5 separate regions of the Homo sapiens genome follow, and regions 1, 2, 4 and 5 are each linked to region 3. Evidence: chromatin loops called from intact Hi-C (ENCODE). Cell type or tissue: heart right ventricle. All regions are shown on one strand.

The links. Peaks named below come from ENCODE experiments on the same cell type or tissue, not always from the same donor. Only the 100,000 strongest peaks of a DNase experiment are listed, where the experiment ranks them.
Region 1: a loop joins it to region 3, with 3 times the contacts of the local background. A loop is called at or near these places in 91 of 110 quality-filtered maps.
Region 2: a loop joins it to region 3, with 13 times the contacts of the local background. A loop is called at or near these places in 91 of 110 quality-filtered maps.
Region 4: a loop joins it to region 3, with 3 times the contacts of the local background. A loop is called at or near these places in 33 of 110 quality-filtered maps.
Region 5: a loop joins it to region 3, with 4 times the contacts of the local background. A loop is called at or near these places in 13 of 110 quality-filtered maps.

The regions. Positions count from the first base shown.
Region 1 is chr22:36,282,626-36,287,625 of GRCh38, reverse strand. MYH9 (myosin heavy chain 9) reads left to right here. Exons shown (of 41, transcript NM_002473.6): 35 at 780-908; 36 at 1,673-1,761; 37 at 1,845-1,968; 38 at 2,297-2,505; 39 at 3,115-3,223; 40 at 3,361-3,533; 41 at 4,841-5,000. The coding sequence ends at 4,958. MIR6819 (microRNA 6819) reads left to right here and starts at 719; the gene lies at 719-779. RefSeq lists an enhancer at 718-1,230. In heart right ventricle, a CTCF peak has its summit at 947 (motif pointing right); DNase peaks (open chromatin) are centred at 955 and 2,499; H3K27ac peaks cover 3,195 bases.
Region 2 is chr22:36,275,227-36,280,226 of GRCh38, reverse strand. No RefSeq gene overlaps it. Among named protein-coding and RNA genes, the nearest start is that of MIR6819, 9.2 kb to the left of the region's middle. In heart right ventricle, CTCF peaks have their summits at 2,202 and 2,407 (motif pointing right); a DNase peak (open chromatin) is centred at 2,407; H3K27ac peaks cover 1,005 bases.
Region 3 is chr22:36,191,991-36,196,990 of GRCh38, reverse strand. APOL4 (apolipoprotein L4) reads left to right here. Exons shown (of 4, transcript NM_001386885.1): 3 at 1,554-1,680. Among named protein-coding and RNA genes, the nearest start is that of APOL4, 7.3 kb to the left of the region's middle. In heart right ventricle, CTCF peaks have their summits at 1,705 and 1,906 (motif pointing left); a DNase peak (open chromatin) is centred at 1,860; H3K27ac peaks cover 1,529 bases.
Region 4 is chr22:36,467,512-36,472,511 of GRCh38, reverse strand. It overlaps TXN2 (thioredoxin 2), which reads left to right. Exons shown (of 4, transcript NM_012473.4): 4 at 4,595-5,000. The coding sequence ends at 4,708. Among named protein-coding and RNA genes, the nearest start is that of TXN2, 12 kb to the left of the region's middle. RefSeq lists an enhancer at 1,773-2,609. In heart right ventricle, CTCF peaks have their summits at 1,879 and 2,083 (motif pointing right); DNase peaks (open chromatin) are centred at 2,101 and 4,902; H3K27ac peaks cover 5,000 bases.
Region 5 is chr22:36,253,169-36,258,168 of GRCh38, reverse strand. It overlaps APOL1 (apolipoprotein L1), which reads right to left. Exons shown (of 6, transcript NM_003661.4): 1 at 4,950-5,000; 2 at 3,170-3,232; 3 at 1,033-1,086; 4 at 762-850. The coding sequence starts at 3,213. Among named protein-coding and RNA genes, the nearest start is that of APOL1, 2.5 kb to the right of the region's middle. RefSeq lists enhancers at 2,675-3,174, 4,924-4,983. In heart right ventricle, no CTCF peak of the experiment used is centred here; DNase peaks (open chromatin) are centred at 3,108, 3,528 and 4,298; H3K4me3 peaks cover 2,471 bases; H3K27ac peaks cover 4,824 bases.

The DNA of each region.
Region 1 (5,000 bases), 91 kb before region 3:
GGACTACAGGCGCACGCCGCCACGCCCGGCTAATTTTTGTATTTTTAGTAGAGACGGGGTTTCACCATGTTAGCCAGGATGGTCTCAATCTCCTGACCTTGTGATCCACCCGCCTCGGCCTCCCAAAGTGCTGGGATTACAAGCATGAGCCACTGCGCCCGGCCAAAAAAAAAATGTTAAGTGTAAAAAAAAAACCCACAAAAACTTTAAAACTTCATTGTGGTCAAGGTTGTGGGCATAGATGCTCTGATTGCTGGTGGCATTTTTTTACTGGTGTGGTCGGGCTGCACACAGCCAGTCACTCTCTTTGATTTGGGGAATCTCAATTTCGGATTTATCTGCAAAAGGAAAAAAAGGCTATTTGACAAAGGTCTTTAGTGTTAAAAGAAGTAACAGGAGAATAACAAAAGGAAAGGTGTTTCCTGCCTGTGGTGGGGATGGACCGGCAGGCTGGGCACTGGTTTTGAGTGGCAGGTGCGCATTAGGGGTGGCACCATGGGCACTGGCTTCCGGCCCACAGGAGGGGACAGAAAGTAGAAAATGAAGCTCAGCTTGGGCTCACGTCCACGGTGACGAACACTGTCAAAGTGTGCATTACGGGGTGGGATACACAGATGATTGTCTTTAGTTGCCTTTTTGCCCTGTCACCACGGTTAGTTGGTTAAATACAGCATTGAGTGGAGCACCAGCCATGAGCCCTGTTGGCGAGGTGACCCATGAGGGTTGGGGTGGAGGGCCAAGGAGCTGGGTGGGGTGCCAAGCCTCTGTCCCCACCCCAGGCCCAGATGAAGGACTGCATGCGCGAGCTGGATGACACCCGCGCCTCTCGTGAGGAGATCCTGGCCCAGGCCAAAGAGAACGAGAAGAAGCTGAAGAGCATGGAGGCCGAGATGATCCAGTTGCAGGAGGTGGGTGGGGCTGCAATGGAGAGCGGCACCGCTGCCCTGCGGCCAGCAGGTGGCAGCGTGGGGCTTTCAGCTGAGGACAGGGCTGGAGTCCTACTGGGCTCCAGGAATTGGCTGGGGATGGCTCTCAGGTTACATAAGGATTCCCTCCAGGGTTCCGTTTCATAGCGGGGCTCCCTCGTATGATCAGAGTGTGTGTGTGTGTGAAACTGGCATCCCTCACATGAGATGAGGCTTTGTGGCCACCACCACCTCCTGCTGTGAATGCTGCCTGGTGAGAAGGGGTCTGAGCGTCCCCTCGGCCGCCCTGCCCGTCGCACCTGAGCCCGTCCTGAAGTGTTTCCCAGGTCTGGAGGGTGCCCTGCAGCGTGATGTGCCGGCTGCGAGTGCGTCCAGGGTGTAGCCATCTGCCTGTGGCCTCCAGAGCTGACTCCAAGCTCTGGCTTACCCAGAACAGGGAGGGGCCGCCCTGAGTGACTCTGTCCACGTGGTCTCCCTGGTTAGGCCAGGACACTTCTTACTTATCGCCATACCCTGGCACCTGGCTTGATTCCTAGCACTTAAATGTAAGAGTTTTATAAACATATGGTGTTTAAGCTATATCTTCAGGGGGGCACCAGCCCTGTGAGCTAGAGGGTTTCTGGAGGAAGGGCTTCGTGGGGAGGTGGGCCTGGGGAAGGGCTTGAGGGGAGGGTGCCTGGGGCTGGGAAGGATGGTCTTGTGGGGCTGTGGCTGCCTTTAGGTCACACTCTGGGTCTTTGTGGCAGGAACTGGCAGCCGCGGAGCGTGCCAAGCGCCAGGCCCAGCAGGAGCGGGATGAGCTGGCTGACGAGATCGCCAACAGCAGCGGCAAAGGGTGAGCTGAGTGAGGGGGCAGAGTTGGGGGGGACCAGGTGTGTCCCCAGGGTAGGCCCCTCACTTCTCCCGCCCACCCCGCAGAGCCCTGGCGTTAGAGGAGAAGCGGCGTCTGGAGGCCCGCATCGCCCAGCTGGAGGAGGAGCTGGAGGAGGAGCAGGGCAACACGGAGCTGATCAACGACCGGCTGAAGAAGGCCAACCTGCAGGTGGGTGCCAGGACTTCTCCCACTCTGGGCTCTGGCTGGAGCCACCACGGCAGAGCTGGCCTTGGACCCAGCCGGCAGAAGCACAGGCCAAGTGCCAGCTGCTCCCCAGGCGCTTAGGGGAAAATGTCCAGGCACCTGGACCTGAAAGGTCCCCCTCTGGCTTCTGTGTTGGGTGTTCAGAAGTTTCTAATCTTCCCTTTTCTGGGAGACCCAAGACTCTGGACCCCAAGGGTTTGGTGGGATCCTGCTGCCACCTTCCTCTGGCCCTGCTCATGCCCTCCAGCCAGGGCCCCAGCCCTCCCCAAGGTCACTGGCCCTTCTTCTGCAGATCGACCAGATCAACACCGACCTGAACCTGGAGCGCAGCCACGCCCAGAAGAACGAGAATGCTCGGCAGCAGCTGGAACGCCAGAACAAGGAGCTTAAGGTCAAGCTGCAGGAGATGGAGGGCACTGTCAAGTCCAAGTACAAGGCCTCCATCACCGCCCTCGAGGCCAAGATTGCACAGCTGGAGGAGCAGCTGGACAACGAGACCAAGTACGTGCCCCTGGCCCCGCCCAACCCCAGCTGTCCTGGAAAAAACTCTGGCCCCCCTGCAGTCCTGCCCAAATCTGGGCCACAACCAGCTCTCTGTCTCCTGAGCCTGGGGCTGTTTCCCTCCCTCCTGATGGGGCCCTCATCCCTTCCACAGGTTGGGTGGTTGGGGGAGCTTGTGGGGTTTGAACAGGATTCTCTGTTCCACCTCTAAAGCCAGGAGTTTTGGTGGCTGTGTCTGAGAGTGAATCAGAGCAGGAGGTACAGGGGGGTCCTGCCCACTAGGACAGTTGTCCTATGGGCTCAGCAGGACTGAGACTTCCTTGGAGGGAATGGGGTTTACAGTAGGCCCCCAGACCTCTTTTCCAGTTACATAGATGCTCTTTGAGGTGTGTCGCTTCCCTTACCTGAGCCCATTTCCTCATCTGTAAATGGGGCTATTTGCAGTGCCCGTCGTAAGAAGCCGGGTACACATAGGTGTCTAGCAAAGGCCTCCCTACGTGATCCCTAGATGCCAGTGAGCCCCGGGGAATGGGTGGTCCTGGTTAGGGCTTGTTGGCCGGACCCTCTGAAGGAGGGTGTTCCCTCTGAGCCACCTTGTCTGTCATGCAGGGAGCGCCAGGCAGCCTGCAAACAGGTGCGTCGGACCGAGAAGAAGCTGAAGGATGTGCTGCTGCAGGTGGATGACGAGCGGAGGAACGCCGAGCAGTACAAGGACCAGGTGTGGGCGCTGGTGGGGCAGTGAGAAGGGCAGCGGGGCTGGGCAGCAGATGGGGTGACAGGCAGGGCAGTGGGGCTGACTGGCTGCACGCCCAGAGCCCCTAACCGGGGCCACGGGCCACACGTCCATCTCCGCAGGCCGACAAGGCATCTACCCGCCTGAAGCAGCTCAAGCGGCAGCTGGAGGAGGCCGAAGAGGAGGCCCAGCGGGCCAACGCCTCCCGCCGGAAACTGCAGCGCGAGCTGGAGGACGCCACTGAGACGGCCGATGCCATGAACCGCGAAGTCAGCTCCCTAAAGAACAAGCTCAGGTGAGCCGCCCTGCCCACCCGCCCCTTTGCCTCGGCACTTCTCTCAAAAGGTAGCTTGTTCCTCAACCAGAGCCCACAAGCAAGGCACGAATGTCACCAAGAAAGGACTGCACAAAGCAATCCCTGCCCCTTCTGGCTCCTTGCCTTTGAGGCTTTAGCTTAGTGTTTTGAACACACAGTAAACTCTAGGTAGTTTATTCCCAGCTGTCCTAAAAGTCTATTGTCTTTTGAATTGGAAGTTGCTTGAGGCCACCTGGCCCAGTCCTGGCACATGTTAGGTGCCTCAGTTAAATATCTGCAAAACGAATGTGAGCCTCATGAGCAATGCCTACAGAGGTTAAAAACGCTCCTTTGCGTTTCTCAGGGAGTGTTAACACTCAAGAAGTAGTGAATGTTTGAAGCAGAGGATCTTATTCTCTGAGATTCTCATTTCTTACGTGTTTTTTTGTGGGTTTTTTGAGACTCTCATTTTGTGTTTTTTGAGATACTCATTTCTTACATGTTTTTTTCTTATGTGTTTACGTGTTTTTTTTATTTTTTTTGTTTTTTTTTTTTGAGACGGAGTTTCGCTCTTGTTGCCCAGACTGGAGTGCAATGGTGTAATCTCGGCTTGCTGCAACCTCTGCCTCCCGGGTTCAAGCGATTCTCCTCCCTCAGCCCCTGGAGTAGCTGGGATTACAGGCATGCACCACTATGCCCGGCTAATTTTTGTATTTTTAGTGGAGACGGGGTTTTACCATGTTGGTCAGGCTGGTCTCAAACTCCTGACCTCAGGTGCTCCACCCGCCTCGGCCTCCCAGAGAGCTGAGATTACAAGGATGAGCCACCGTGCCAGGCCTTCATGGGGCTCTTTTTGTAAGCATAAGTAGTCAGTATTGTATATGAATTTTCTGCCATGTGGTAGAAAGAGGGTGCCTGTCTTTGTACTCTGTGTGAACAGGCACACCTGTTTACCTGTCTTGGTTTCACCGGTTTTATAGGAGTTGCAACAGAGGATGGCATTTTACACTTACTTTTGTGCCTTTCCTGTTGTAATTGGTCCTGTTTGCCTGAGCTGTTTTTGTGCTACTGTTGTGTGTGAAGATGTCCGACACCTAAACATTTTGCGGGAAGCTTTGCCTGCTTTCCTGAGAGTGGTCCTGTCTAGCTCAGCTGTGGCTCCCAAGACTCCACTTTGCTTCTTTCTGGTGGGAGCAGCCAGGCACCTGGTTTCCCTCTCGAATTCACTTTGAGATGTGTGGGCTGTGCTGTGGCCGCCCCTGGCCTGGCCGGGCCCGCTGACCCTCTGCTTCTACCTCTGCCCCCAGGCGCGGGGACCTGCCGTTTGTCGTGCCCCGCCGAATGGCCCGGAAAGGCGCCGGGGATGGCTCCGACGAAGAGGTAGATGGCAAAGCGGATGGGGCTGAGGCCAAACCTGCCGAATAAGCCTCTTCTCCTGCAGCCTGAGATGGATGGACAGACAGACAC
Region 2 (5,000 bases), 83 kb before region 3:
CTGATCTGAAACTCCTGACCTCCAAAGTGTTGGGATTACAGGCGTGAGCCACCACACCTGGATTTTTTTTTTTTTTTTTCTGAGACAGAGTCCCTGTCACCCAGGCTGGAGAGCAGTGGAGCGATCTTGACTCACTGCAACCTGTGCCTCCCAGGTTCAAGTGATTCTCGTGCCTCAGCCTTCTGAGTAGCTGAGACTACAGGCGTGCACTACCACACCTGGCTAATTTTTGTATTTTTAGTTGAGATGGGGTTTTGCCATGTTGGCCAGGGTGGTCTCGAACTCCTGACCTCAGGAGATCCACCTGCCTCGGCTTCCCAAAATGCTGGGATTACAGGCATGAGCCACCACACCTGGCCGTTTCACCCCATTTGAACCTTAGTTTTCTCCTCTGGGAAGCCAAATTAATAAATGTTTTTATCACAGGGCCGTCGTTGAAGCATGTATGACTATGTGTGTGAAAATGTTCTGCAAACCAAAAAGGGCTCAGGTGCTATAATTTTTTTTCTGCAAAGGTTGGGCTTTGAAAGGACTTTAATTAAAGATTTTAACTGTAAGATATTCATAACCTAAAATTGCCTTTTTAACCATTTTTAGGTGAACAGTTTCGTGGAATTACATTCACATTGTTGCACAACCACCATCATCCACAGAACTCTTCTCTTGCAAAACTGACACTTTGTACCCAGTAAACATGAACTGCTCATTCTCCCTCCCCCAGCCCTTGACAACCAACACTCTGCTCCTTATCTTTATAAATTTGACCACCGTAAGAACCTCACATGAACGGAATCATACAGCATGTGTCCTTTTGTGACGGGCTTATTTCACTTAGCAGAATGTCCTTAAGGTTCATCCTTGTTACAGCATGGGTCAGAATTTCCTTCCTCTTTTAAGGCGGAATAATATTCCCTGTGGGTACACGTACCATTTTGCTTATCCGTTCATCTGTCAATGGACACCTGGGTTGCCTCCACCATTTGGCTATGGTGAACGATGCTGCTATGAGCATGACTGTACAAATATCTGGTCAGGTCCCTGTTTTCATGCTGTTGGGTATATTCCCAGAAGTGGAATTGAGGGATCCTATGGTAATTCTATGTTTAAGTTTTCAAAGAACCGTCATATAGTTTTCCACAGCAGCTAAGTGCTATTATTTTATTTATTTATTTATTTAGAGACAGAGTCTCGCTCTGTCACCCAGGCTGGAGTGCAGTGGTGCGCTCTCAGCTCACTGCAACCTCTGCCGCCCGGGTTGAAATGATTCTCCTGCCTCAGCCTCCCAAGTAGCTGGGACTACAGGTGCCTGCCACCACACCCGGCTAATTTCTGTATTTTTAGTAGAGACAGGGTTTCACCATGTTGGCCAGGCTGGTCTCGAACTCCTGACCTCAGGTCCTCAGGTGATCCTCCCACCTCGGCCTCCCAAAGAGCTGGGATTACAGGCGTGAGCCACCACGCCCAGCTAAGTTGCTATCATTTTTAAGGTCATGCTTTGGCACCGCAATGACTCCAGACAAGAGTCTCCTTTGTCTCTTGGCTGCTGGAGGGAAGGGGATAGAGGTTGGCGCATGTCCCTTGGTGCATGTTCCAGAGATCCTGTTGCTGTGGGTGCTCACAGCACCCTCCCTACCCTCCACTCCTCATTTCTCCTGTTTGGGATCCACTGAGCTAGATGCTTCTCCCTCTCCCTGGGCTAAAGCTTATTTGCAGCACCCTCAGTACCTACTAGCAGAGAGGCATTCAAGCTGAAATCCTGCATCTATATCAATTACTCGATTACCTATTTCAAATCTGAATCCAAAAACTACTCTGTTAACTCTGTGTATGAGTCCAGTTCTCTTAAATGTTATATGTGCATCAAAATGAAACACACATTTGTCTAGACTTCAGCAGGAAAATATGAGCTTGATTGTGTTTGTCATTTTTATACCTACTTCTGAACCTTCCTGAAGCTGACACCTGTTACTCAGGGCCCAATTTTTCCATATGAGGAAAGACAAAAAGGATTGTCCATGAGACACTGCTAGTGGCCGGGCTGTGAGTGGCCGGGACCAGTGGCTGCTCCCTCAGCCTCCTATGGGGTCCCCAGGGGCTGTGGGCATGAAACACAATTCCCTTCCCCTGCACTTTGCAGTCCTAGGCTTGTTTGTCTCCGCTAGCCACTGATGCCTTCAGAAGCCCCCATTGTCAAATGCCCAGCTTGAAGCTCGCCACCTCCTTCCAGGGTGCCTTGAAAAAGAGCAGAACAGGGCGCTGGGGTCCCTGTCATGGTGCACACAGACAATGACATCGGGCATGACCTGGCCAAGCACACCTCTCCATTGGCGGGGCAGGGCGGGGTGGGGGTGGTGGCTGTGAGGAGGGCTGTCCACACTTCCAGCTTCCACTAGGTGGTGCTGGCGATGTCACCGCACATCTTCCAAAGCAATTTCAGGGTTCATTTCCCCCTTCGAGTTGGGTTTGCCTTCTCAGTGGCCGAAATTGCATATGGACCCAAGATTTTGGCCCAAGCCCCCTCCTCTGGAGCTGCAGACATCCTGGGTGAATTTTCCTGCGGTGTTGATGGTGAAACTGAGCCCTATTCTTAGTCACTAGATCCTCGGAATCTCCAAATGGATGGTCTCTGCTCACGTCCCACGTCCCTGAAGTTAAGAGACACCTGATTCTCACCTGGATTTGAGTCTGCAGTCCCCATTCTGGTTGCTCCACTATGAGATTACGTTCAGGGAGTCTGTCGTCAACCTAAAATAACAACAGAAAGGGAGTCTCTGAAGATAACAAGTTTATTCTGGAATGAGCAGAAGGATTTGTAAATCTGGGAATACATGATGTGCCAGGACACCCCATGGTGGGACCACAGGCCGACTCAGGGAGACAAAGGAAAGCAGAGGTGGTGTTTTTTTTTTTTTTTTTTTTTTTTTTGCCCCAAGACGGAGTCTCGCTTTGTAGCCAGGCTGGAGTGCAGTGGCGCGATCTCGGCTCACTGCAACTTCCGCCTCCCGGGTTCCAGCAATTCTCCTGCCTCAGCCTCCCAAGTAGCTGGAAATACAGGCATGTGCCACCATGCCCGGCTAATTTTGTACTTTTAGTAGAGATGGGGTTTCTCCATGTTGGGCAGGCTGGTCTCGAACTCCTGACCTCAGGTGATCCATCCGCCTTAGCCTCCCAAAGTGCTGGGATTACAGGCGTGAGCCACCACGCCCGGCTGAAAGCAGAGGTTTTTAAAGCCAAAATGGGGAGAATTATGTAAGTTATTTTAAATAATGATCCCTAGGTACAAGAATTAATAACAAGGGTCACCTTAGCTCAAGGTTAAACAGACAGTTGTTGGGCAGATGTCCTCATAGAGGTGGCCTTTGTGCAGGGCTGTGATTCATTCTGCATGGTTGTGGTTTGGTGGGATCTCTTACAATAGTTCCTGTTATCCAGGAAACTGTGTGTGAGGCCCCCACTTCTTTTCTTTTTTTTTCTTTGAGACAAAGTCTCACTCTGTCTCCAGGCTGGGGTGCAGTGGTGTAATCATGGCTCACGGCAACCTCTGCCTCCCGGGTTCAAGCAATTCTCCTGCCTCAGCCTCCCGAGTAGCTGGGACTACAGGCACCCACCACGATGCCCAGCTAATTTTTGTATTTTTAGTAGAGACGGGGTTTCACCATATTGGCCAGGCCGGTCTCGAACTCCTGACCTTGTGCTCTATCCGCCTTGGCCTCCCAAAGTGCTGGGATTACAGGTGCTGGGATTACAGGCCTCCCAGAGGTGGGATCCATATCATTTAAAGGGACTACATGCTTCCCTTCCCAGCACTTCCATATCAGAGGCAGGCTTATTTCTCACTGGCACATGTTCACATTGCTCCATAACCTTCAAGGAAGGTGACACCAGAACCTAACTTGCTATTGAGGTTAGCAGTTACTAACTACTATAAACTGAATTCTGTCCTCTTAAATTAAAAAAATAAAGTAATAAGTGAGTGCAGCAGATGGTTAAGACCAATCAATTAGTACAGAGGGCTCTACTTACCCCTTCCCAATCAATCAATCAATTAGTACAGACGGCTCCACTTACCCAAATTAAGAGCAATTAGTCCCAATTTTAGCTTTTTCTTTTTTCTTTTTTTTTTTTTTTTTGAGACGGAGTCTCCCTCTGTCACCCAGGCTGGAGTGCAGTGGCGCGATCTTGGCTCACTGCAACCTCCACCTCCCTGGCTTAAGCGATTCTCCTGCCTCAGCCTCCCGAGTAACTGGGATTACAGGCACATGCCACTGTGCCCAGCTAATTTTTGTACTTTTAGTAGAGACGGGGTTTCACCATGTTGCCCAGGCTGGTCTTGAACTCCTGACCTCAGGTGATCCACCCACCTCAGCCTCCCAAAGTGCTGGGATTACAGGTGTGAGCCACCACGCCCGGCCCTAGCTTTTTCTTTAGGGAGTAAATAAATATATTTAAATAATTTTCTTATGCTGGGACATGAAATAGTGAGAGTGCATGCTCTGGAGATAGGAAGCCTGAGTTTGAATTCCGGGTGTCACTAGTTAGGTGCTGTCACTAGCTTAACTTCTCTGAGCTTCAGTTTCCTCATCTGAAGCATGCAGGTGATAATAGTATCTTTCTAACAGTTGTTGTGAGAACTAAAAATAAGTTAATGCCTGCAAAGCATTTAGAAGGTTCCTGGTGCAAAGCAGATGGTCAATAAATATAAGCTATTGCATTTTTATTTTTCTCCATTTTGAAATTTAGACATCACTATTTATTTGCTTCCTATTAGGATATAATTTTTTTATTACTATTTTTATTATTAATATTTTTATTCATTACTTATTATTTATTTATTATTATTAAGTTATCTTTACACTTCTAACTCCCCTCCCCACCTTCTTCTAATATTATATCGCTAGTTTTATAATCCCCATTAGAAACTTTGTAAACAATTTACTTGCAATGTTTTTCTTACGCCCTCACTATGGCCAGTGTTTCTTGACTCCCCATTTTATAAAACG
Region 3 (5,000 bases):
CACTCCCCTGCCCACCTAAAGAACCCCCTCCACTGCCCATCTGAGAGAGCCCATGACCAGCAGGAGGAATCCTCTGTGCAAATAAAATGTTTAAAACCCCACAGGTATACTACAGGGGAGAATGCAGAAACCACAGGCATTTTTTAAATATATGGAGTCTTCAAAGTAATGGCAAGGGAACGCTGGCCTTGAGTCAAATCCTGAGCTTCCTGCTTGCTGGGTTGGGTGGTGTCTCTCGCTGTCTGGGTCTCAATTTCTCCTTCTGTGAAATGAGAATGAGGCCTCGCACGTATGAGCACAGCAGGAAACAATTATACATCATGTCCCAGTGCATACATAAATACAAACTGGTTCCCAGCCCCTTCTCTGGAGTTCCATAATTCCCAAATCCCTGCAAACCACACATTTTTGGGGCAACTCATCTGGGCAGTAATCCTGCTGTGTACTAAGATGCTTTGTAGTGATAATATTATGTATGCCACTTAAGGTGAATATTCATTGGTTTCCTGGTTGAAACATTTGTACCTTTGATTACAAGGTGGGGCCCAGTCCCTGCTGGGAGTGGTCAGTGATAAACCATATGCACCCTCTGTCCCTTCTAGAAGATTGAAAATGCTGCCATCCTAAACACATCTAGATCCCAGGAATTTACATAAGGGTCTATAGGTATATTTCAAGTATCTTACAAAAGAATACTCACTCTTGCTATGTTCAATATACTCTGATATTTTCAATGCTCTTTTCTTTTTAAAATGCTGCTCTTGACACAATGAACTATTGTCATAACCCACTGATGGGTCAAAATTCAGATTTTGAAGACACTGGTGTAAAGTGTTTGACAATAGGCACATGGCAGGAGGAAGCGATCACTGGAATATTTCCCGTACATGGGGAGAAAACATGGTGGAAAGCTCACTTTCTGGTGATTCTCAGCTGAAATAGATTGGTTCCTCCACAAAGCATCGTGGCACTTCCCTGGTGAATCACTCTTCTCAGGATGCCTTAGTAAAATGCCACAAGCTGGGTGGCTTCAACAACTGACGTATTTTCTCACAGTTCTAGAGGCAAGAAGTCCAAGGTGAAGGTGCCAGCAGGGTTGATGTCTGGGGAGGGCTCTGCTCCTGGCTTACAGAGGCTGCCTCAGGGCTGTGTCCTCACATGGCCTTCACAGTGGTGTGTGTGTGTGTGTGTGTGTGTGTGTGTGTGTGTGTGTGAGAGAGAGAGAGAGAGAGAGAGAGAGAGAGAGATCATCTGTCTCTTTTTTTTCTTTTAATTGGACACCAGTCCTATAGGAGTAGGTCCCTACTCTTATGACTCCCTTTAAATTAATGACTTCCTTAAAGGCTCAATCTCCAAATACGGTCACTGGGGTTTAGAGCCTCAGTATTTGAATTTGGGGGGCACACAATTCAGTCTATAGCACTGGTGCCTCCATCAAAAATACCCCATGTGACAGCTGGTTCAGGAGGATTAACACCGAACCACCTTATACTCAATGCCATTTATGTGGTAGCAAACTTTCTTCCAATCTTATCCTTTTTGTTTCCAACTAGAAAAGAAACGCTTCACTGAAGAAGTCATTGAATACTTCCAGAAGAAAGTTAGCCCAGTGCATCTGAAAATCCTGCTGACTAGCGATGAAGCCTGGAAGAGATTTGTGCGTGTGGCTGAATTGCCCAGGTAACCTCCATGGGGTTACCTCCTTGGGGCACCCCGGTGATGCCACCCAGATCTCCCCGGGCTAGTTTTCTCTGGCAGGCACACCTCCTCCAGGCAGCCCCCTCTGCTGGGCTTGAGGATGTCCCTCTCAGCAGTGCAGGAAGAATATTTCCTCCAAGTGCTTCGCTGGCAGTGAGTGACCTCAGGCTGAGGGGAGAAGAAGCCCACAAGGGCAGGGTCAGTTCTGCCATCTACTGGTGATGGGAGCTTTGCAAGCTACTTGACTACTTTCTGCTTTCCTTTCTTCATCCATTGAGCTTTATTGTGAGAAAAATAAGATAATGCATGTAAAGTATTTAGCATAATGACTGACACACAGTAGGTGCTCAGTTAGCGTTACCTTTTACAAAACTTGCTGGCAAGAGACCAGGGCCAAAAGTCTTTTTCTTAGAGATGGAAGCCCAGCAGGACTTTCTTTGGGAAAAGTCAGAAAAATCTTGACCTGATCAATGTGTGTTCCCGGAGATGCTGTCTGGGGCCCTTTTCCTGAACTTCTGAGGAACTGCACAAACACAGCAGAATCCTTCTGCTGACCCAGGACACAGAGAGGCTGGAATGGAGTTGGACAGAGCTGGGGTGGATCCTGGCTCTGTCCCTGCACAGCTCTGGGGCTGTTGGTTTATGTCTTGGAGACTGGGACCTGCCGTCTGTCCAATGCTATTAGTAATTCAATCAGATGGGAGTGTGGTGAAGGCCTTAGAATGAACTCCAGGTCAAAGGTGGGGAACCAAATAGCATGATGCCGCCCAAAGACCCAGAGAGACATTGCCAGGGGCAGAGCCAGGGGTCAGGATGGGGCAGGGGTGGACCTAGATTGGAGGAGCAGCAGGAAGGCTGGAGCATCAAGGCTGGGAGGAGGGTGAGAGAAGGGAGACACTGAGAGCATGAAATGTAACATGGTCATGGACTTGCAGAAGACCCGTGAGTAGGAGAGGGATATTTCTTCCCTCCCTGATTTGATCCCATCACTGATGGGCATAGTGGGCCATGGGTGACTGTTTCCCCGACACCATGCCTGGGAAATGGGGAGTTCTGGGCTGCCATTTGAAACCTTCTTCTGTTCTACATAGAGTAGAGGCAATGTTTCTTCAGGCCAACTTCCAGAGTGGGGACGAGTGGCTTCAACTGGTGTAATTTGAAGGGTTCTCGGAAGACTCACAAGTCCCCAACCAAAGAGAAAAACACTTTCTCTACCATCTTGTCCAAATGCAGGTCTTTTCAGCATTAGTGATTTATAGAGATGATTTTCAAAGTCCTCATGAGTCCTCAAGAGCTTCCATGAAATTGTACAGGGCCTTGACCTGTATACACATGAAGCTGTCACCTGCTAAGGCATTAGTTTGGCTGGTGACATGTGAGAGTGAGACCCTGAAGTTTGGAGGTGCCAGGTCAGGAGGCAGTAAGGTGGCTTGAGAGTTTGTGTGCAGCCAGGACTAATAGCCAGGTCTTCCACTTTTCAGTCATAGGTGGCAGTGGCTGGACCCAGTGGCCTTTAGTCAGAACGTCAAAGGGCATGAGGCATTGGAAGAGAGAACATGCCAGGCAAATTGACACCTTCTAGTCTGAGGTTGTGTTTGAATTCTTAAGGACTCAGATTTAGGTGAACTGCAACGTTCGAGTGCACCCTTACTTCTGACACCAGTTGCAAACTTGAGGGGCTTTCTTAAGCCCCCCTCAGGTTGGATAATTCACTACAAGGACTCACGTAACTCACTGATAACTGTTATTGCACGATTGTGGTTTATCACAGGGAAAGAACACAGATTAAGGAAGAGACATACAGGGCAGAGTCTGAGAGGGTTTCAGTTGTGAAGCTTCATTGTCCTCAGGAGGCTGTGTTCTCCTGTGTCAATGTGGAACAAAACACATGGGGTGTTGCCAACCAGGGAAGCTCACCCAGTTAAGGAAAAATTCCTATGAATCACATTAAATCAGGAAGGAAGCCTTTATTCAGGATTGTTGTTACAGGGGAGGGAGACTGAGCCCAGCTCCCAATACAGTAAAGTCAGAGGGGGAGTCACAGCCAACACCAGGGTAAGGGGCGGCAGATGGAACAGGACTGACAGGAGACACCAGAGTGGGGGGTTCCTGCTAAACTGGCCTAACAGGATGCTCCCTAAAGGCAGGTCAGACAGTCGCTTATCAAATGAATGGGTGAAGACCGTGATCAGAGAGCAAGTGTGCTCAGACAGCAAGCTGGGGGGATCCTCTCTAAATTGACTTTGGGGGATTCTTGCTGAGCTGGGGCGGTGCAGGCCCAGCAAGCACGGGATGGGCATGGAAGGCCAAGGTCAATGTCTAGAGGAGAAGAGGCTCAGAACCGCCCAACTGAAGTTTGGCCAAGGAGTAAGTCTTTCTTAACTCATGACAATGCAGAGCTCTTCCTGGGGCTGGATCACAAGCTGCCGTCATGGCAGACATGGAGTCTCCAGCCCTTCCCCAAGGTCTAACCCCTTTAGTCCTCAGTTCCTCTGGAAGGCAGATGAGACACCTAATAGCCCTAAACGCCCATCACCCATCACATTGCTATACTGGCCTGTAGCCAAACCACCAGGGAAACAAAGACGTTCCTACCAGGCAGGACATTCCAGGGCCCCAGAGATCCCTTTCCAGGGGCCGAGGACAAAGGGATATGCTCTCTTCTAATAAAGTTAATTCATCACTGTTCTATGATCCTCTGAATGAAGGTCTTTTTGCTCTGAACCCACTTCTCTTTGTTTTTCTACAAAGTTTCCCCTCTCCACACACCCTGGTAGTGATGGCATTGACCTCCCTTGCATGAGGAGCCATCTTTATCAAACACATAGCCACTAAAGAGCATCGGAAGATGACTTTAACTTATTTTTTCCCATACTGAATAAGTACTGTGGCATATCTATGTTGTACAAAACATATTTAACCTTGAGTAGAATTATTATTATTATTTTTTTTTGAGATGGAGTCTCGCTCTGTCGCCCAGGCTGGAGTGCAGTGGCGCGATCTCGGCTCACTGCAAGCTCCACCTCCTGGATTCATGCCATTCTCCTGCCTCAGCCTCCCAAGTAGCTGGGACTACAGGCACTCACCACCACGCCTGGCTAATTTTTTGTATTTTTAGTAGAGACGGGGTTTCACCGTGTTAGCTAGGATGGTCTCGATCTCCTGACCTTGTGATCCACCCATCTCGGCCTCCCAAAGTGCTGGGATTACAAGCATGAGCCACCGCGCCCGGCCTTGAAAAGAATTATTTATCTTTTAGAACTTTACTTCCATTTGACTTATAGAAACAGCTCTGTGATTTA
Region 4 (5,000 bases), 280 kb before region 3:
CACTATCAACAGCCCATACCAGGGTGGTCCATTTGTCACAACTTATGAACCTACACGGACATCATTATCCCCCAAAGCCAAAAGTTTACATAGGGGATCACTCTTGGTGTTGTGCCTGCTGTGGGTTTGGACAAATGTGTCATAGCCGGTGTCCACATTCTAGCATCATCCAGAGTCATTTCACTGCCTCCATGTCCTCTCTCCTCTGCCTGTTCATCTCTCCTTCCTCCTCCCTCCAGGCCTGGCGACTCTTGATCTTTTCACTGTCTACCTAATTCTGCCAGAATGTTATGTAGTTCATTTTTTCAATAATCGTTTTTCCAAGAACCCTCTCATATCTAAAAGCTTTTACAAAGCACTTGGCATTTTGCATTTGAAGCATGAAATCCTTTAATGCGTCCCCACGTTCTTCCCCCTGCTGGGACTCAGTAGATGTCTCTCTCTCTTTGCTGCTGGGCAGAAGCACAACAGAGTTTGATCCCCTGGACTGCAAAGTCAAACAGATCTTGTTTCAGATCCCAGCTTTTTTTTTTTTTTTTTTTTAGAGGGGGTCTCACTCTTTTCACCCAGGTGGAGTGAAGTGGCGCAATCTCGGCTCACTGCGACCTCCATCTCCCGCATTCAAGCACTTCTCCTGCCTCAGCCTCCCAAAGTGCTGGAATTACAGGCGTGAGCCACCACGCCCGGCCTAATTTTTGTATTTTTGGTAGAGACAAGGTTTCACCACATTGGCCGGCCTTGTCTCGAATTCCTGACCTCAGATGATTCACCTTCCTCAGCCTCCCAAAGTGCTGGGATTACAGGCAGGAGCTGCCGCGCCTGTCCTACACCACATCATTTTGGAACAGTTGCTCACCCTTTGAGCCTCAGTATTCTCATCGTTAAAATGATCCTGCCCACAGCCAGGAGAGTGTGAGATAGTGTATAGAGGTGTTTATATCATTCCTGACACGAAAAAGCACCCAGCATGTGACAGCGATCTTTTCCTTTTAACTCTGCAATGAGCCGAGGAGGAGGTTGCAACATCCCGCAGCACCCAGCACTGTGCCTTTCCCTTGGTAGGCCCTTAGCTGAGTTAACAGATGGATGCCATCGGGGTGGGACAGGAGAAGACATACCAGGACACGGAGCTCAGTGGCGGTGCAGGCGAGCTACGGGTTAGCAGAAAGAGACTGCGCACACGTACACACTCCCCCACTCCTGCCGAGTTCAGAGGGTCTTTATCCAAGGATAGGAGGTTCCAAGTGGCTTCACGGAACAGGACAGGCAACACGTCGTAGCGTATCTTTTCCTCAGCCCCTCAGTTGGCTCAGTCACTGCCTCTTTCACACTCAAAACATTCCAGAAGAATGTGCCAAGGCCCTGTGCACTTCCATGTAAGGCAGTGTTTACAGGCACCGGCACCTCCTGATGTGTGAGCCAGACACAGGAGCAGCAGAGCTTCAGCCGCCTCCTCAGGGTCGAGGGAAGTCCCATTCCAGCTCAGGTTTCCTGTGAGCCCCTAGTGCGGGTAGTGTGTATGTGTGTGTGTGTATATATGTGTGTATGCGTGTGTGTGTTTAAGCTCAACTTCAAAATATCCCCTTGATCAGTAGTGACCAGACCTCCATTGACAGCACATCTGCTGTCTACCTGACACCAGCAGGGTCTGTGCGTGTTCAAGCATGTGTGGAGGTTTACATGAGTGAGATCATTATGGCCTTCATCTGGAGTTCTTTTTTTTTTTTTTTAATATTTTTATGGAGACGACGTCTTGCTATGTTGCCCAGGCTGGTCATGAATTCCTGACCTCAAGCAGTCCTCCTGCCTTGGCCTCCCAAAGTACTTGGGATTACAGGTGTGAGCCACTGTGCTTGTGCCTATCTGGAGTTCTTAAGGAACGCTAAGTCCACTCTCTGAGCCTCTTCAGTGAACTTAGAGTCTTGCCGTGAAAAAAGTTAGGCCACTTCTTATACAGTGGCATAAAGCATATATTTTAATTAAAGGAATAGGACAGTGTGCAGGTGGGAGCCGGTGGCTGAGCTCTCTGCTTCTGCCAAGAGGCTCCGGCTTTGAGGCACTCCAGCTGCCTTTGCAGACCACTAGAGGGCACCAAAGAATGCCTGGGAAGGCCCTGGTGGCTTCAGGCGCTTCCTGGAGCAAACTCTTTCGGGCCCTGCTCTGCCTGGAGACAGGGTTTGCCACCCACATCAGCCCAGGGACAGCCTTTGAAGGGGCCTGAGGCACTAACAAGGACAAGGACTGTGTCCTGTGACCTGCTGTGTTTGTCCCCAAAGTGTCCGTGAGGAGTGGGGTGCAGGGCCTGCCACGTAAAGTTAGTGGGTGAGGGCGGGATGGTCTGGCCTGCGTGCCTTTCCTAACTACCATGTGCATGGTTTTTGAACATTCTGAATCTTACTGGCTTCCAAGATGGGCCGTGGCAGGGCAGCACTGGGATATGTGAAGACCTGGTATGTTTGTGTGAATCTCTGCTCTTACTTTGTAGTTTAATTTGTATGTAAGAAAAGTCTGTGTTTATCTTGTTCTGTTTATTTTTATTTATTTATTTTGAGGGGGGGAACAGAGTCTTGCTCTGTCGCCCAGGCTGGAATGCAATGGCACAATCTCAGCTCAGTGCAACCTCTGCCTCCCGGGTTCAAGCGATTCTCCTGCCTCAGCCTCCCGAGTAGCTGGGACTATAGGCATGCCCCACCACGCCCGGCTAATTTTTGTATTTTTAGTAGAGACGGGGTTTCACCATGTTGGTCAGGCTGGTCTCGAACTCCTGACCTCAAGTGATCTGCCCGCTTTGGCTTCCCAAAATGCTAGGATTACAGGCGTGAGCCACAGCGACCGGCCTATCTTGTTCTGTTTAAATGGTTTTCTCAAATGCCCACGAATGCCAGGCAGGGATCCCAGGCAGCAGAGACCTCACAATGCCAGTCTGGTGGGCCACAGCCTCATCCACGTTCCACATAACCTATGCAGGTCCCTGAGGGAACTGAGTAAATGCTTCACAGACCAAGAATGTTGTCCTTGCCATCTGCCTGCAACCTGCTAATAAGCGTCAGGTTGTGTATGGCCAAGCCTCTCCTCTCATGCTGTCCAGTAGAAGTCCCTGAGTTTCTGGACCCTGTCACTCATCACAGCAGCAAGCTAATGTGCTCTCGTGGGGCCTGTGTTGGACTTTTCCTTGTGCCCTCTGTAGCCACTGTTTTTTGAATGCCCACAGTATGCCAGGCACAATGCCAGGTTCCTAAGCTTATTTGCCGGGCGCTGTGCTGAGCCTTTACTTGCGTTATTTCATTCAGCTTTCATGCCCTCTAATGGCAGTGCCCTTAGTATCTCCATCCTGCATCTGAGAACACTGAGGCTTAGTGACTGAGGGGCGTGCCCCAGCTCACCTGGCTGGTAGGAGCCGGATTGCGTCCGCCAGAACCTGAGCTCTGCTTTATTTATGTATTTATTTATTTATTTATTTATTTATTTATGAGATGGAGTCTCACTCTGTCACCCAGGCTGGAGTGCAGTGGTGCAATCTCCACTGACTCCAGCCTCCACCTCCCAGGTTCAAGCAATTCTCTCACCTCAGCCTCCCAAGTAGGTGGGATTACAGGTGCCTGCCACCATGCCCGACTAATTTTTGTATTTTCAGTAGAGACAGGGTTTCACCATGTTGGCCAGGCTGGTCTCGAACTCCTGACCTCAAATGATCTGCCCACCTCAGCCTCCCAAAATGCTGGGATTACAGGTGTGAGCCACCGCGCCCAGCCTGAGCTCTGCTTTATACTCAAATCTTTCTCTTTTTTTTTGAGGCAGGGTCTCTGTCACCCAGGCTGGAGTGCAGTGGCACAATCACAGCTCACTGAAGCCTCAGTCTCCCAGGCTCAAGCGATCCTCCTGCCTCAGCCTCCCGAGTATGGGAGTACAGGCATGTACCACCATGCCTGGCTAATATTTTGGGGGGGTTTAGTAAACAAAGGGTCTCACTATATTGCCCAAGCTGGTCTGGAACTCTTGAACTCAAGCAATCCTCCAGCCTCAGTCTCCCAGAAGGCTGGGATTATAGATATAAGCCACTGTGCCCAGCCTATACTTGAATCTTTAATGTTCATCCCAAACCCTAAAGGTAGACATTACCCCCATTTTATGGAAAAGGACACTGAGGCTCAGAAAGGTGCTGTGACCCGGCCAAGGCCCCCTTGCTAGTGAGTGCAAAGCCAGGACTCGAACTGTCCCCCAGCTTCTGTCTCCTCCTGGGCCAGGCTTCCCCTGAGCTCCTCCCTGCCCCCAGCCCTGGCCTGCAGCTGCAAGGGTTATTTTCATCTCTCCTGTCATTCCAGCAAAACCACTGGGCCAGTGAGTCAGTCTTGTGGTTAAGGGAGGAAGGGTACTGTTGGGAGCCCGCAATGGAAGACGTTTCTTCAGCGGGTGGCCCCCGGGCCCTGCAGTACCCCTGCACCGAGAGAAGAGCCATGTTCCTCTAGGCCTGCCCATGGCTTTGGGAAGTCAGTGCCCTGGATAAGCCACCAGCCTTCCCCACAAAGGCTCAGGAGTGGCAGTTGAGAAGTATTCACTCCCAATTCACTTGGACCCCCTTGTCCTCTCCACCCAGGTGTCAGCGGTGCCCACTGTGCTGGCCATGAAGAATGGGGACGTGGTGGACAAGTTTGTGGGCATCAAGGATGAGGATCAGTTGGAGGCCTTCCTGAAGAAGCTGATTGGCTGACAAGCAGGGATGAGTCCTGGTTCCCTTGCCCGCGTGGGACCCCAATAGAACTCAGCCCTTCCATGCCAGCCCTTCCTGCTGCCTCCCTCCTGTCTGGCTCCTGGGGCCCATGCTTAGAGCCCAGGCTCCAGCCCTGAGTGCTTCCGAGCTGGCGGACTGCCCAGGGGCCATCAGAGGATGGTGGTGCTGCTGCTGATCCGGGGACCGCTGTCTTCCCTCCCATACGCCTTTCATCCCTCCTTCTAGGGCCTATGGCAGTTCTCCCAGGATGTGTGGCGAGAGCCTGGGCCAG
Region 5 (5,000 bases), 61 kb before region 3:
CTAACACAGCTGGGGGGGGACGGGGTGGCTTCCACCTGGAATCAACAGGGGACCAGTAGAGGGGATGGGAACCAGCCCTTAGGGAGGCCCTATTGTGTGGCAGGCACTGGCCAGGCCAGGTAGCCGTGTTATATTTGATCCTCAAGACAACATGGGGAAATATTATTCTCATGGTACAGGAGAAGGGAGGTAAGGAGCGCCAGGTCACACAGAGGGGATGTGGCAAAGGACAGACCGGGGTCCAGTTAAGCTGGAAGCTGAATCAGGCCCGATACATTCCCACAGGGCCACTCAGAGCAAAGGGGCTAGGGCAGGGCAAGAGCTGGAGGGAGGGGACCAGCCTCAGGTGGAAACACCCCAGGGTCAGCTTGGAGCAGAGCGGGAGGTGACAGGTCGGGGCTGCTGGTCAACCTCCTCTCCCAGCCCTCCTCTCCTCCTGGACCCTGCTCTCCCCACACTCCCCCCCCCCCCCGCTGATTCCACTTCCCCAAGGATGTCCTGCCCCACTTGAGTCATTTGCTAGGTGCCAGGGTAGGGAGGAAGTGGGCACCTGGGCCGTGTCACCCTAAGGAGAGGTCAGGATGCAGATGACCCCCAGACCCCTGGGTCGGGGGACTCCACGTGACCTCTTCTGCTGCTTTGGGCAGACTCATTGGCCTCCTAGTCCATCCGGGTTCTTCTGGGGCTCACTCAGCTGTGGAGGTGCCACCCTCCATTCTAAGTGCGAGTAGGAACCAGCAGGGAAGAGGAGGTGAGCCTACCTGGGTCCATGGTGCCAGCAGCCCAGTCACCGAGGGGCTTACTTTGAGGATCTCCAGTATCTGTCCCACTTGGAACGTTTTGTTGCACCCTTGAGGAGGAGAAAACAAATTGTGGGATCAAATGTGAGCCACCAGTGGACAGAGGGAGGCTTGCTTGAGCAGCCGGGGCTCTGCAAATCTCTCTGGGGTGGAAGCAAACACCAAGACCAACCTAAACCAGATTGTTTGTCTATCACTGAGCCCCCATCATCTGCTATTTGCAGACACTCACCTCGCTCCAGCTTCCTCTGCCCTCACTCCCACACCAAGGAAAAGTGCACTCATCCTGTTGGGGTATGAGGAGAAGATAATCAGAGGACGGGCAGCCATCTGATCATTACAGAAACTACAGAGTCTATACACAGAAATAGAGATGGGGAGGAAGGTTCTGACAATGACCAGGGCCTGGGAGCATGTGTGATAACTAGCTGGTGATAGCCAGTGTGTATTGCATGTCTGCGATGTGCAGAGCCTCTTACATGTGTCTCATTCGATGATCACACACAGGCCAGGAGATGGGTACCACTTTCCCATTCAAACACAGAGGAATCCACAAAAGTTAGGGAACTTGCCAGTGTTTTTACAATAGTGCTAGAGCCAGGACTTCTGCTTCAACCCCATGTTTTCAATGACTGTGCTCTACTCCCTTAAATATACAATATTGAGTCATGTATACACGCTCATGGTAAATGACTCCTCATTGCAAATCCTTGTCTCACACTCTGTGCTCAACTCTTCATCTTGGTGAATTCACTGGTGCTGCACTGGACAGCCTGTGTCCCCGTTGCTTCTCTAAGATTCTTTGTCCCACAAAGACCTGGATCTTGCCAGATGCCAGCCCAGCCCCTGCTGTGGCTGCCAAGCCCTCCTGGTGCTGCCCTGTCCCCTCTGCTGTCTTTCCCTAGCTGATGGACCTCAGGGTGTTTCTAATTCCTCATATAAATTATGCTACAAAGAACATCCTTCTTCGCATAAAACTTTGCCCACATTTGAGATTATTTCCTTAAGATATTTGTAGGAGTAGAATGAGCAGGTCAGAGGCTATCAACAACTCAAAAGGCTTTATACCTAGAGCCACACTGCAGGCAAATTGTACCAATTCACACTCAAACTAGCAGTATATGAAGATGCCCTTTCTTTCAGTCTTACTGGCTCTCAGTAGTCTCTTGTTTAAGACAAAAAAAAACCAAAACATATACACAACATATAAATATGAGAACTAAATATACTTGTTATCAACACCAATTAGTACAAAATTTAAAGCACAAAGGTAGCAGTTGGGATGTGAAGCACTGAACGAAGGAGAAGGAGGATTAATATTATCATTTTTTTAAAGAGGGAAGTTAAGAAATACTGGGTACAACTGAGGGTATATGAAAGTTGTAAGTAAATTATTTACAGCTACAAAGTTGCTAATGGAAGACATAAAACTGGTGATAGAATGTTAGGAAAAGGTGGAGAGGAGAGATAGAGGGAGGGTACAAATAAGATGAAAATGACTAATAATGATACTATAAATAATAACAATACCATTTCAGGCCCATCCCAGTTAGGGGCGGCTCCAAGCATTACCATTGTTCTTTTCTCACCGTGTGTCTCTGCGCACTCCCTGGCACACCCACTTCCAGCAGCTGGTCTTTGTTTGCAGACTTTATTTTAACAGCTCAGTGGTTCCCGGGCCCCCTGATGGGGTTCCATCCTCCAGCTCTCATACTAAAGCCCCCTCCTCAAAAGCCACTCGCCTCCCTCTTTCCCTTTCCTGCCTTTGTCTCAGGGTTCAGACACACAGATGTTTGTCTTCTGGGGACTCCATGCAGCAAGGGTAAAAGGGGGACCCAGTCCTGGGCAGCAGTTCACCAGGGGAGTATGCAGAGGGGCGTCTGGGCCCTTCTTGCTGTAAGGGACAAGGGTGACAGGAGAGGGGCATCCCTTCGCCTTCTTCCTGCTTTGTTCACTGTGTGATCCCCTAGGCCAGGGGAGCCATCTCAACACCATCTCATGAGCCATGAGGACACAGGAGGACCAGGAGAGAGCAGAGGAGCAGGAGGGTAGAGAGAGCTGGTGCCTCGGATTCCCCCGACACTTGTGAGGAGCTGCACCCTGGATCCCATCCTCCTTGGTCATTGTTGGCCTGGCTCAGACCCTGACCTGGAGCCTCTGCTGAATATTGAGGCCGGATATTGACCGTTAGCCTCAACTAGGATACAGCGGGTCCTCCCTGGGCGAGTCTGCCGGTTGGTCAATTCCGGGAAGTGACTTTGGTTCCTAGAAGAAGCCCAGATGGCCCTGGCCCAGCCCAAGCCCAGTCCAATTGTGCAGCCCAGACAGGGAGCCCTCCCTCCCGCCTCAGGGCTCTGAGCCAAGCTCACCAGATGCAGAGGACAGAGACTCTCAGCAAAGCAGCTCCCTCCATGTCGCTGCAGGGCCTCCTCCTTGAGCAGGAAAAGAGGGGTTGAGACAGTGTGCTCCTCCTGAGAAATCACCATTTTCATTTCATTTTTTTTTTGAAATGGAGTCTCGCTCTATCACCCAGGCTGGAGTGCAGTGGGGCGATCTAGGCTCGCTACAAGCTCTGCCTCCCGGGTTCACGCCATTCTCCTGCCTCAGCCTCCCGAGTAGCTGGGACTACAGGTGCCCGCCACGACACCCGGCTAATTTTTTTGTATTTTTAGTAGAGACAGGGTTTCACCATGTTAGCCAGGATGGTCTCGATATCCTGACCTCGTGACCACCTGTCTTGGCCTCCCAAAGTGCTGGGATTACAGGCGTGAGCCACCGCGCCCGGCCTTTCGTTTAGTTTTTAATAAACAGTTTTGCTCTGTCACCCAGGCTGCAGGGCTTTGACACCATCCTAGCTCATTGCAGCCTAGATCTGTTGGGCTCAAGTGATCCGCCTCCTTCAACCTTCTGAGTAGCTGGGACTACAGGTACACACTACCATGCTGGGCTAATTTGTTAATTTTTGATTTCATAGAGACAGCATCTCCTGTGTTTCCCAGGCTGTCTTGAACTCCTGGCCTCAAGTCATCCTCCCGCCTCTGCCTCCCACAGCACTGGGGTTACAGGCTTCATCATCTCTTTTTGGTGAAGAACAAATAAGACCATGACTCAGATTTCACAGAAATTACCCCCCTGATTTCATGGACTTTTGGCAGCTCTATCAGGTTTTTTACAGGGGAAAATACTCAGGCTGGGAGGGGAGGTGAATTTCCCAGAGTCACACAGCTCTTGGAGGGCAGAGGGGAGGCCAACATCTGCCCTTGTGACTCTAATATTGAAGCAAAAATGTTTGATTTTAATAATCCAAAAGTTTCCAGGTTTGATTCTCCTTCTATGAACACAGAGATCTAAGCTCTCACTCCTGTAGTTATACTCACAATTCCACAGTGTGGCTTTTGAATCTCATGATTGCAAAGCTGGCATCATGCCACAGGCACCATTCTGCAACGCACCCTTCTCACTCCCCTGTCTCAGCCACGTTTCCCATTAGGGACACAGCACAGCCTGTTTCTTCTCCATCACCCCAGAAGTCTGAACAGAGGGACAGAGGTGAGGGCCAGAGACGTGGAGTCCTATGATCTACCTGCTCAGCCTCCTGACACGGGACCCTGGGCAAGTCATTCCGCTCCCAGGGCCTCAGTTTCCCCACAGGGCCTGGCACAAGTTGGTGCTCAGACTCAGGGTGGGTGAGATGACCTCTGAACTCCTTGTACCTGAAAAAAAATTCTGTTGCCCCCATTGGGCCTCAGCAGCAGCACCCTGGGGCCAGCCTTGGTGTGGCCTGGCCATAAGAACAGGCTGGGATCTGGGTCACCTCCTCTCCTCCACCTTCTTTGGTTCCTTCAAATTTCCCAAAGAGATGGGCACCCCCAACACAAACCTTCCTTCTGGGTTCACTCAGTCGTGTCTCAGCAGTCAAAACCAGGGCTGAGCCCAGGGAGCTTTGTGAACCCATCTGAGCTGTTTCCCCAACCCTCTATAGTTTAAGAGCCCAGCAGGAGAGGGGAAGCAATCAGACTCAAGCCTGGGTGCAAATCCAGGCTTTGCCGCTACTTTCCTGTCTATCTGAACCAGTCACCTAACCTCTCCCAGCTTATCTACAAAAGCTGTGAGAATAAGATGGAGGCAGGTCAACTGTCCCCAACTTACCAAGGAATCTTCCCCTGGCAGAGACTGAGCAAGATCCAGCTGTTCTGAGCT